Linked DNA regions of Homo sapiens: region 2 is linked to region 1. A link is an interaction called in ENCODE POLR2A ChIA-PET data of the cell type or tissue named here. Cell type or tissue: OCI-LY7. All regions are shown on one strand. Each heading gives the region's core, and the rest is flanking DNA. Links, peaks and the distances in the headings are about the cores only.

What was found. Peaks named below come from ENCODE experiments on the same cell type or tissue, not always from the same donor. Only the 100,000 strongest peaks of a DNase experiment are listed, where the experiment ranks them.
Region 2: POLR2A ChIA-PET joins it to region 1 with 12 read pairs; 4 of 35 experiments call an interaction of 5 or more read pairs at or near these places.

The regions. Positions count from the first base shown.
Region 1 is chr3:183,404,222-183,409,090 of GRCh38, reverse strand. The region is part of intron 1 of MCF2L2 (MCF.2 cell line derived transforming sequence-like 2); the gene reads left to right. Among named protein-coding and RNA genes, the nearest start is that of MCF2L2, 22 kb to the left of the region's middle. In OCI-LY7, for the core only: no CTCF peak of the experiment used is centred there; no DNase peak of the experiment used is centred there.
Region 2 is chr3:183,112,354-183,115,903 of GRCh38, reverse strand. It overlaps LOC105374247 (a long non-coding RNA gene), which reads right to left. Exons shown (of 3, transcript XR_924772.3): 3 at 1,651-1,907. It also overlaps a transcript of MCCC1 not described here. Among named protein-coding and RNA genes, the nearest start is that of MCCC1, 15 kb to the right of the region's middle. In OCI-LY7, for the core only: no CTCF peak of the experiment used is centred there; a DNase peak (open chromatin) is centred at 1,283; H3K4me3 peaks cover 1,552 bases; H3K27ac peaks cover 1,068 bases.

The DNA of each region.
Region 1 (4,869 bases), core at 1,099-3,598:
ATACATACATAATTCTTAAATAAGGATAATAAGCCTGTTAAGGAAGAAATGTTTGCCTAATTGCATTTCCCATGCTAAGCACTAGAGTCTTAAACAAACAAAAAGTCTAATAATCTAATAAAGTTATAACCTCCCATTATCATGGCAAGGTGGCAGCACCACTATGCACTTTTATTTAGTATAGAAGACTTTCTGTATTTAGAGGACTTTACTGTGAGGGAGTTATAAGTACAAACTGTATGCATGTGGACAAACTACAGGTGTTCAAAATGAGCACAGAGGCTTAGAAGAGTTGCCTCTGGATTTCTTTGTTCAGTTATTTGAACTGAACCTGTCCAGCCCAGGTTTTGGATTGTGTGTCTGTTTTTTTCTACCTATTGTTAGATCAGTTCACATTCATTTTAGCTTTCTCTTTCAATACCCTGGGAAGCTAGAATTAATTAAATTGCTGTGGGGAAAGAGGTCCTTCTGCCTGTTTCTCCTCTTTAATCCCCAATTTAAGACTAACCATATTTCATGAAGGCCTGCGGGAGCTGGGCACTGGGCCAGGTCTAAGGATGGGATATGAAGGAGTGGGGATAACCCCTGCCCATGGCCATAGGTCCCTAGGGGCCAGAACCAGGCCACCACCTCCACTGCTGCAGCCGCAGCATCCTGCGCAGCTCCTCAGGTGTAATGGGGGCCAGGAGGAATGAAGGAATGTCCTTCTGGAGCCTGCGGTCTAATGGGGAGGTAGACATTAAGCAAACATAAGACAGTATTTAGGCAAAGTTAGCCATCATTCCCAGGTCGCTCGTGGAGTCCCAAGCCTCCCCAGGGTTCTCTTTCATTGTTGGGCTGATGTTGTGGTCTCCTGGCCTCTCTACTCTGGGCTCCAGTTTTCACAGTGGCTGCCTTTCTTTTGCACTTGGTTGGTTTAGTTGTGAAATCCAGCTCTTTCTCCCAGTGTCTCAAAAATCATGCACACAGAAGATTGGGGGGGACAAGGTAATTTTCCGAAGATGGGAGAGCAAATGTTTACCGTCTAGCAACACAGACACTTTGAAATGGAGCCGGAGGCATCTTTGTGTCAAAAGTGTCCCCTGGCCACCCTAGCCCTCAGGGTTTCACAGGCCCTTACCCTCACCAATTTACTGGCACCTCCCATACCCCATAGCATCTTTCTCTTTCCTCTTTTTTCTCCCCCGCCGTGAAGAGGGTTTGGTGCAGGACCTAGACTAGAATGACAGGCCTTATGAACTCTTGCATTCTCATCCTCCTATTCTTCATTCCATTTTATTTCTATTGCAATATTTATACCTCTAGCCTTGCTTGCAAAGGAGGAACAAGCCCGCAGGCTGTGAAATGGGATTTTAGACCTTGACATATTCTGCAGAAATGAGAAGGAAAATTCCACTACACAAACCTCATATGTGAGGTGACCATTTTCTCCCTCAGTGCCTTGGGAAAACTGACCCAGATTTTAAAAAGAAAGATCATGTTTCCTGGTCATTTTCTGTGGCTTTGCAGTAGAATCTAAAAAAGAAGCAGAAGAAAGAGGGAGGAGAATGAGCATTATGTGATATTTCATAAGGGTTTCAAAACCTCTGTTTATAAAACTAACATATCATCCATATTTAAGGTTTGGAAGACTCAAGATGTCAATTCTTCCCAAATTGATCCATGAATTAAACACGACTTCAATAAAAAATCTATTGTATATTTTTGTAGAAATTGAGAATCAGCTAAAAGAGATACTATAGTAGGCAAAAAGAACTATAATAACAATTTTTTTTTAAAAGAGTACATTTGGAGGACTCACATTACCTAATTTTAAAACTTACTTTAAAGCAAAGTAATCACGACAGTGTGGTATTGGCAAAAGGATAGACATATAGATCAATGGAGCAGAGGAGATATTCCAGAATAGTATCATACAAATATGGCCAAATGATTTTTGACAAAGGTATAAAGGCAGTTCAGTGGAGTATGATGTAGTGGCAATTTCAACAAATGGTGCTGGAACAATTAGACATCTGTGTGCAAAACAATTGAATCCTTATGTATACCTCACCCCATATAGAAAAATTCACTCAAAGTGGATCATGGACCTAAATGTAAAACCTAATAAAAAATCTGTTAGAAAACATAGGAGGAAATCTTTGTGACCTTAGTTGGTCACAAAGACCAAAAGTCTGGTTCATAAGAGAAATTTGATTTAAGTTAGATTTTGGTAACGTTGACATTTTTTTTTCTCTGCAAAAAATACTGTTAAGAGAATGAAAAGACAACCCACCATCTGGGGAAAAAAGATTTGTGAATAGGCTGGGTGTGGTGGCTCACGCCTGTAATCCCAGCACTTTGGGAGGCCAAGGTGGGTGGATCACCTGAGGTCAGGAGTTCGAGACCAGCCTGGCCAATGTGGTGAAACCCCGTCTCTACTAAAAATACAAAAATTAGCTGGGCATGGTGGCAGGCGCCTGTAATCTCAGCTACTCGGGAGGCTGAGGCAGGAGAATCGCTTGGACCCGGGTGGCAGAGGTTGCAGTGAGCCGAGATTGTGCTACTGCACTCCAGCCTGGACAACAAGAGCAAAACTCTGTCTCAAAAAAAACCAAGACTTGTGAATAGCATATCTGACAAAGGACTCGATCCAGAATGTATAAAAAGAACTCTCAAGCTGAGTAATAAAATACTCAAATGACCCAATTTAAAAATGGGCAAAAGATTTGAATGGATACTTTATCAAGGAAGATATAAGATATACAGATGGCAAAAAACACATGAAAATATGCTCAATATCAGTAGTCATCAGTGAAATTGTGTACCTGTTAGAGTGACTAAAAAAAATGACGATACCAAGACATGGTGAAGATGACAAGGGACTGGATATCTTACACGCACTGTTGGTAGGAATGTAAAATGGTACAGCCATGTTGGAAAACAGTTGGCAGTGTCTTATAAAGTTAAACATACATTTAATATACGACTCAGTAATCGCAACCCAAGAAAATGAAAACTCACGGTCACTCAAAAATCTGTTCATGAATATTTATAGCAGCTTTATTCTTAATCAGTAAAACCTAGAAGCAGGGCCAGGTGTGGTGGTGGCTCACGCCTGTAATCCCAGCACTTTTGGGAGGCTGAGGCAGGCAGATCACTTAAGGTCAGGAGTTCGAGACAGCCTGGCCAGCATGGTAAAACCCTGTCTCTGCTAAAAATACAAAAATTAGCTGGGCATGGTGGCTTGCGCCTATAACCCCAGCTACTGGGGAGGCTGAGGCATGAGGATTGCTTGAAGTCGGGAGGCGGAGGTTGCAGTGAGCCAAGATCACGCCACTGCACTCCAACTGGGCGACAGAGTGAGACCCTGTCTAAAAAATACAAAATGAAACTGGAAACAACCCAGGTGTCCCTCACCTGGAGAATTGATAAACTGAGGTACATCTGTCCAGTGGCATATTCAATAATGAAATGATTTATTGATACAGATGATAATATGAATACATCTGAAATATATTATGCTAAGATAAAGATGTCAGATTCAAAAGGTACATACTAATCTTTCTATGATACTGGGAAAAGGTAAAACTATAGGAATGCAGTGATTTCCAGGGGTTAAGGGTGGGTGAGTGGTTTGACTCACAGGGGCAATCAACTATATTGTATCCTGATTGTGTCGATGCTTAAACGACTCCATGCATTTGTCAAAACTCATAGAACTGTATTCCCAAAAGAGTGACTTATACTATTGGTTAAAAAAACAAATTTAAGAAGAATTAGCAAACAAAAACAATACAGAAAAAATAATACATGCTCATTGTTCAATATTTGGAAAATACAGAAAAGTACAAGAAAGAAAGTCTATAATCCCATTTTCTAATAATAATCAGTTACCTTTTGAGCTATATCTCTCTAGCTTTTTGTTCCTTTGGCATTTTTACATAGTTAAGATTATATGATCTAGCTTTCTTTATATGTATAATACATATTACAGATAGAATTATATAGATTATATTCTGCTTATGAAAACTATACTGTACATTCAATTATATTGTAAATTCTATTAAGACATCTCCATAGATAATATTTTAACGGCTTTATAATTTTTTGCTACATGATTTCACCATAAATTACGTTGTTCATATAGGTTATTCCCAGTTTCCCAATGTTATTTTTAAGATGCAAGGAGCATCTTTAGTCAGAAATTTTTGCACACATTTCAGATTTTTTTTTTCTTTCTGTTTTTGAGATGGAGTCTTGCACTGTCGCCTGGGCTAGAGTGCAGTGGCAAGATCTCGGCTCACTGCAACCTCCGCCTCCCAGGTTCAAGTGATTCTTCTGCCTCAGCCTCCCGAGTAGCTAGGATTACAGGCGCCCACCACCATGCCCGGCTAATTTTTTTGTATTTTTAGTAGAGACGGGGTTTCACCATGTTGGCCAGGCTGGTCTCGAACACCTGACCTCGTGATCCACCCATCTCGGCCTCCCAAAGTGCTGGGATTACAGGCGTGAGCCACCACGCCCAGCCCATATTGTTTTACAAGTAGAATTCTAGAAAATATTATTGGATTAGAGAGTGTAAGTGTGAAGTTTTTAAATACGTTTTGGTCAGATTGCCTTCTGGGAAACTTACACCCATCAACAGGATGTGGGGTTCTTGTTTTCACTTGATCTGTTTATCAGCACTTGTGATTTTGTATGACATATGAGCTAATGACAGAACTTACAGGGTTGTTTTAAAACAATGCATGTTAAGGGAATGATGCCGTACCTGTAATATTAGCCTTCTGGTGATGCCTATTTTTATTGTTTCTTATTTGAATTTTTGCTTGTTTGATAGATAAATGTGTTATTGTATTCATTTTAATGAATTTTAAAAAATTATGA
Region 2 (3,550 bases), core at 1-2,500, 290 kb after region 1:
CAATACGCCAAGAACCTGGACATCACATTTAGGACTTTTTTTTTTTAATTTGAGATGGAGTTTTGCTCTTGTCACTCAGGCTGGAGTGCAGTGGCGTGATCTCGGCTCACTGCAACTTCCGCCTCCCGGGTTCAAGCGATTCTTCCACCTCAGCCTCCCGAGTAGCTGGGATTACAGGCGCCCAACACCATGCCCAGCTAATTTTTGTATTTTTAGTAGAGATGGAGTTTCACCATGTTGGCCAGGCTGGTCTCCAACTCCTGACCTCAGATGATCCACCCACCTCAGCCTCCCAAAGTGCTGGGATTACGGGCGTGGGCCACCGCACCTGGCAGCATTTAGGACCTTCTCTCTGGTAACATAAGTAGGGGAAGAGACAACACACACCCAAAATGGCAAGAATCCGCTGGCACGGACAGGCTGGACCCAGGTGAGTACTCCTGGGGTTGGATTTTGAAGGTGCTTGGTCAATAGAGCCAAAAGGTAAATCTGGGTGAGCAAGAATTCACTGACCTCAGGGTAGATTCTTGAACATGGTATTTAACACCCAGCAAGAACTCCAGGGAATGGACACTTGCTGAGATGGCTCTTAGAAGCCTGGAAGAAATGATAGCCAATTCTAAGCAAAGCGGAGATGCCTGGGTGGCCCTGGCAGATGGCAGAGGAAGGAATAAGGAGGTTGAGGAGAGTGTTGAATTGATGTGTTTTAGTAAGGTCAGAAGACATGCTAGAGGATTGTTTTCCATGAGAGGGCTTAGGATACATCTTTTATCAAGGCCGTCAGAGGGGTGCCGGCATCCCTGGGCACGTTGGTGTGGCTCTTTTTTGTAACACAGTTGGTAGGAGAGAGGTCCCAGAACTGGGAGTGTGGGAATGATGGGTCCCCTGAAACAAAGCCAGGCGGCAGCATTTAGCACCACGAGCCGGGAGACTGTCATTACCATAACAACTGGCAAGGTAGAGGGGCATCCAAAGGAGCTTGGTTTGCAGGACTGTGGATGTGGTTAATGGAGCAGGGAATCCCTAGGAGCAAAATACAGGGGCAGCCAGCATGGGTCCTGCTTAACATCTAAAGCAACAGCAACAACAACAGACAGTGGAGAGGCAGGAGGCTAAGGGTGGTCACTCCAATAAAACACCACGATTCCTTGCTCCGTTTCCAGAACCGAGGCAATTTTTAGATCTAGAGTCACTGTCTGAATAAGTGGCTTGCTCTCTAGGAGGAAGAGCCTGTGAAGATTCTTCCCCTTCTTCCCCCAAAGGGACTTGAGAGGAAAATACTGTCTTACTTCTTCTTTCACACCATAACAATCAACACAGAAAACTGCTGTGATCAAATGTGTATGTTTCTCCCCACCCTCAAATACCGAGCAAGCCATCAGTTCTGCAGTGGACACCAGATGGCTTCCTTCAATTCAATTCTGACACTGCCTGGAGACAGCATCAGATCCCATGTTGTACCCGAGCGAGTTAGAAAAACGCCACACTTTGAGATGAATTAAAAGTCCTTTATTAGCCAGCGACCGAGAGACGGCTAACGCTCAAAATTTGGCCCCAAGAAAGGGGCTTGATTAACTTTTACATCTTGGTTTAGGAAGGGGGGCGGGGGGTCTAGTTAAAACAATTTTACAGAAGTTAAGTAGTCAAAAAGGTAAAAGGATAAATGGTTACAGGAAAGTAAACAGTTCCAGGTGCAGGGGCTTTAAGACTATTACAAGGTGATAGACACAGGGCTTTGGGCGTTATCAATCAGACGAATTCTTGGGCACTGCGGATATAGCTCGCCACAGTATCTTATCCGTTAATTGCATTCTTGGATGTGCTGGGAGTCAGCTTGCACAAGTTAAGTCCTTGAGGAAGAGGCTGCCAGTGAAAGAGCCAAGATGGAGTTTGTCTTGTTCTCTTAGCTAAGGGAGAAACAAGGCCTGGTGAATAAGGAAAAAACAAGGTTGGGCATTACACCCACGGGTTGAGGGCTCACCCCCCAAGACAGCTCCCCACCCGCTCTGCACTTCTGATGCCAGTTGCAAGCCCTGGGTTATTTTGCCTGTATTTTTGACCCACCAGCTAAAAATCAGGATTTCCACAACTCCCTCCTCAGGTTCTATTAATTTGCTAGAGTGGCTCCCAGAACTCTGGGAAACACTTTTACCAGTTTATTATAAAGGACCCTTTTTTTAAATTTTTTTTTATTTTTTTTTGAGACAGAGTCATCTTCTGTCACCCAGGTTGGACCACAGCGGTGTGATCACAGCTCATTGCAGCCTTGACCTCCTGGACTTAAGGGAACCTCCCACCTCAGCTTCCTTTTTTTTATTTTTTATTTATTTATTTTTATTATTATACTTTAAGTTCTAGGGTACACGTGCACAATGTGCAGGTTTGTTACATATGTATACATGTGCCATGTTGGTGTGCTGCACTCATTAACTCGTCATTTACATTAGGTATATCTCCTAATGCTATCCGTCCCCCCTCCCCCCACCCCACAACAGTCCCCGGAGTATGATGTTCCCCTTCCTGTCCAAGTGTTCTCATTGTTCAATTCCCACCTATCAGTGAGAACAGCGGTGTTTGGTTTTCTGTCCTTGCGATAGTTTGCTGTTCTACTTCAGCTTTCTAAGTAGCTGGAACCACAGGCTCCCACCACTAAGCCCAGTTAATTTTTTTTTTTTTTTTTTGAGATGGAGTCTCGCTCTGTCACCAGGCTGGAGTGCAGTGGAGCCATCTCGGCTCACTGCAATCTCTGCCTCCCGGGTTCAAGGGATTCTCCTGCCTCAGCCTCCCGAGTAGCTGAGGTTACAGGCGCCCACTACCACGCCCAGCTAATTTTTGTATTTTTAGTAGAGACGGAGTTTCACCATCTTGGTCAGGATGGTCTCGATCTCTTGACTTCGTGATCCGCCGGCCTTGGCCTCCCAAAGTGGTGAGATTACAGGCGTGAGCCACCGTGCCCGGCCAATTTTTTTTTTATTTTTTATTTTTTTTTATTTTTTAAGATGGGGGTCTCACTACATTGCCAGGCTGGTCTCCAACTTCTGGTCTCAAGCAATCCTCCTGCCCAAGCTCCCAAAGGGCTGAGATTACAGGTGTGAGCCAATGCGCCCAGCCTTCAAAGGATATTTTAAAGTATACAAATAGACAGATGAAGAGATACATAGGGTAAAGTCTGGAACGGTTTGCATGCTGGTATACATGCTGAAATATTTATGGATGAAATTAAATGATGGTTGAAATTTGCCTCAGAAAAATCTGATAGGAAGTGGTGATAGGTGGGATATAGATGAAAAAGGTTAATCGTGAGTTGATAATTATTAAAATTGTATAATGTGTACAGGGATTTATTATATAATTCTACCCACTCTTGTAATGGTAAAGCTTTTCCATAATAAAAGGTTTTTTAAACCAGGGGAGAAAAACTCATATGCATGAGAGAAAATGTCTTGTCTTTGCTTGATGTTGTGTCTGCTGTGATGGTAGGAGCCACTGCAGCCTTCTTTTGACACTTGCTGAAAATGGTAGAGCAGGATAGAAAGCACATGGCCACATC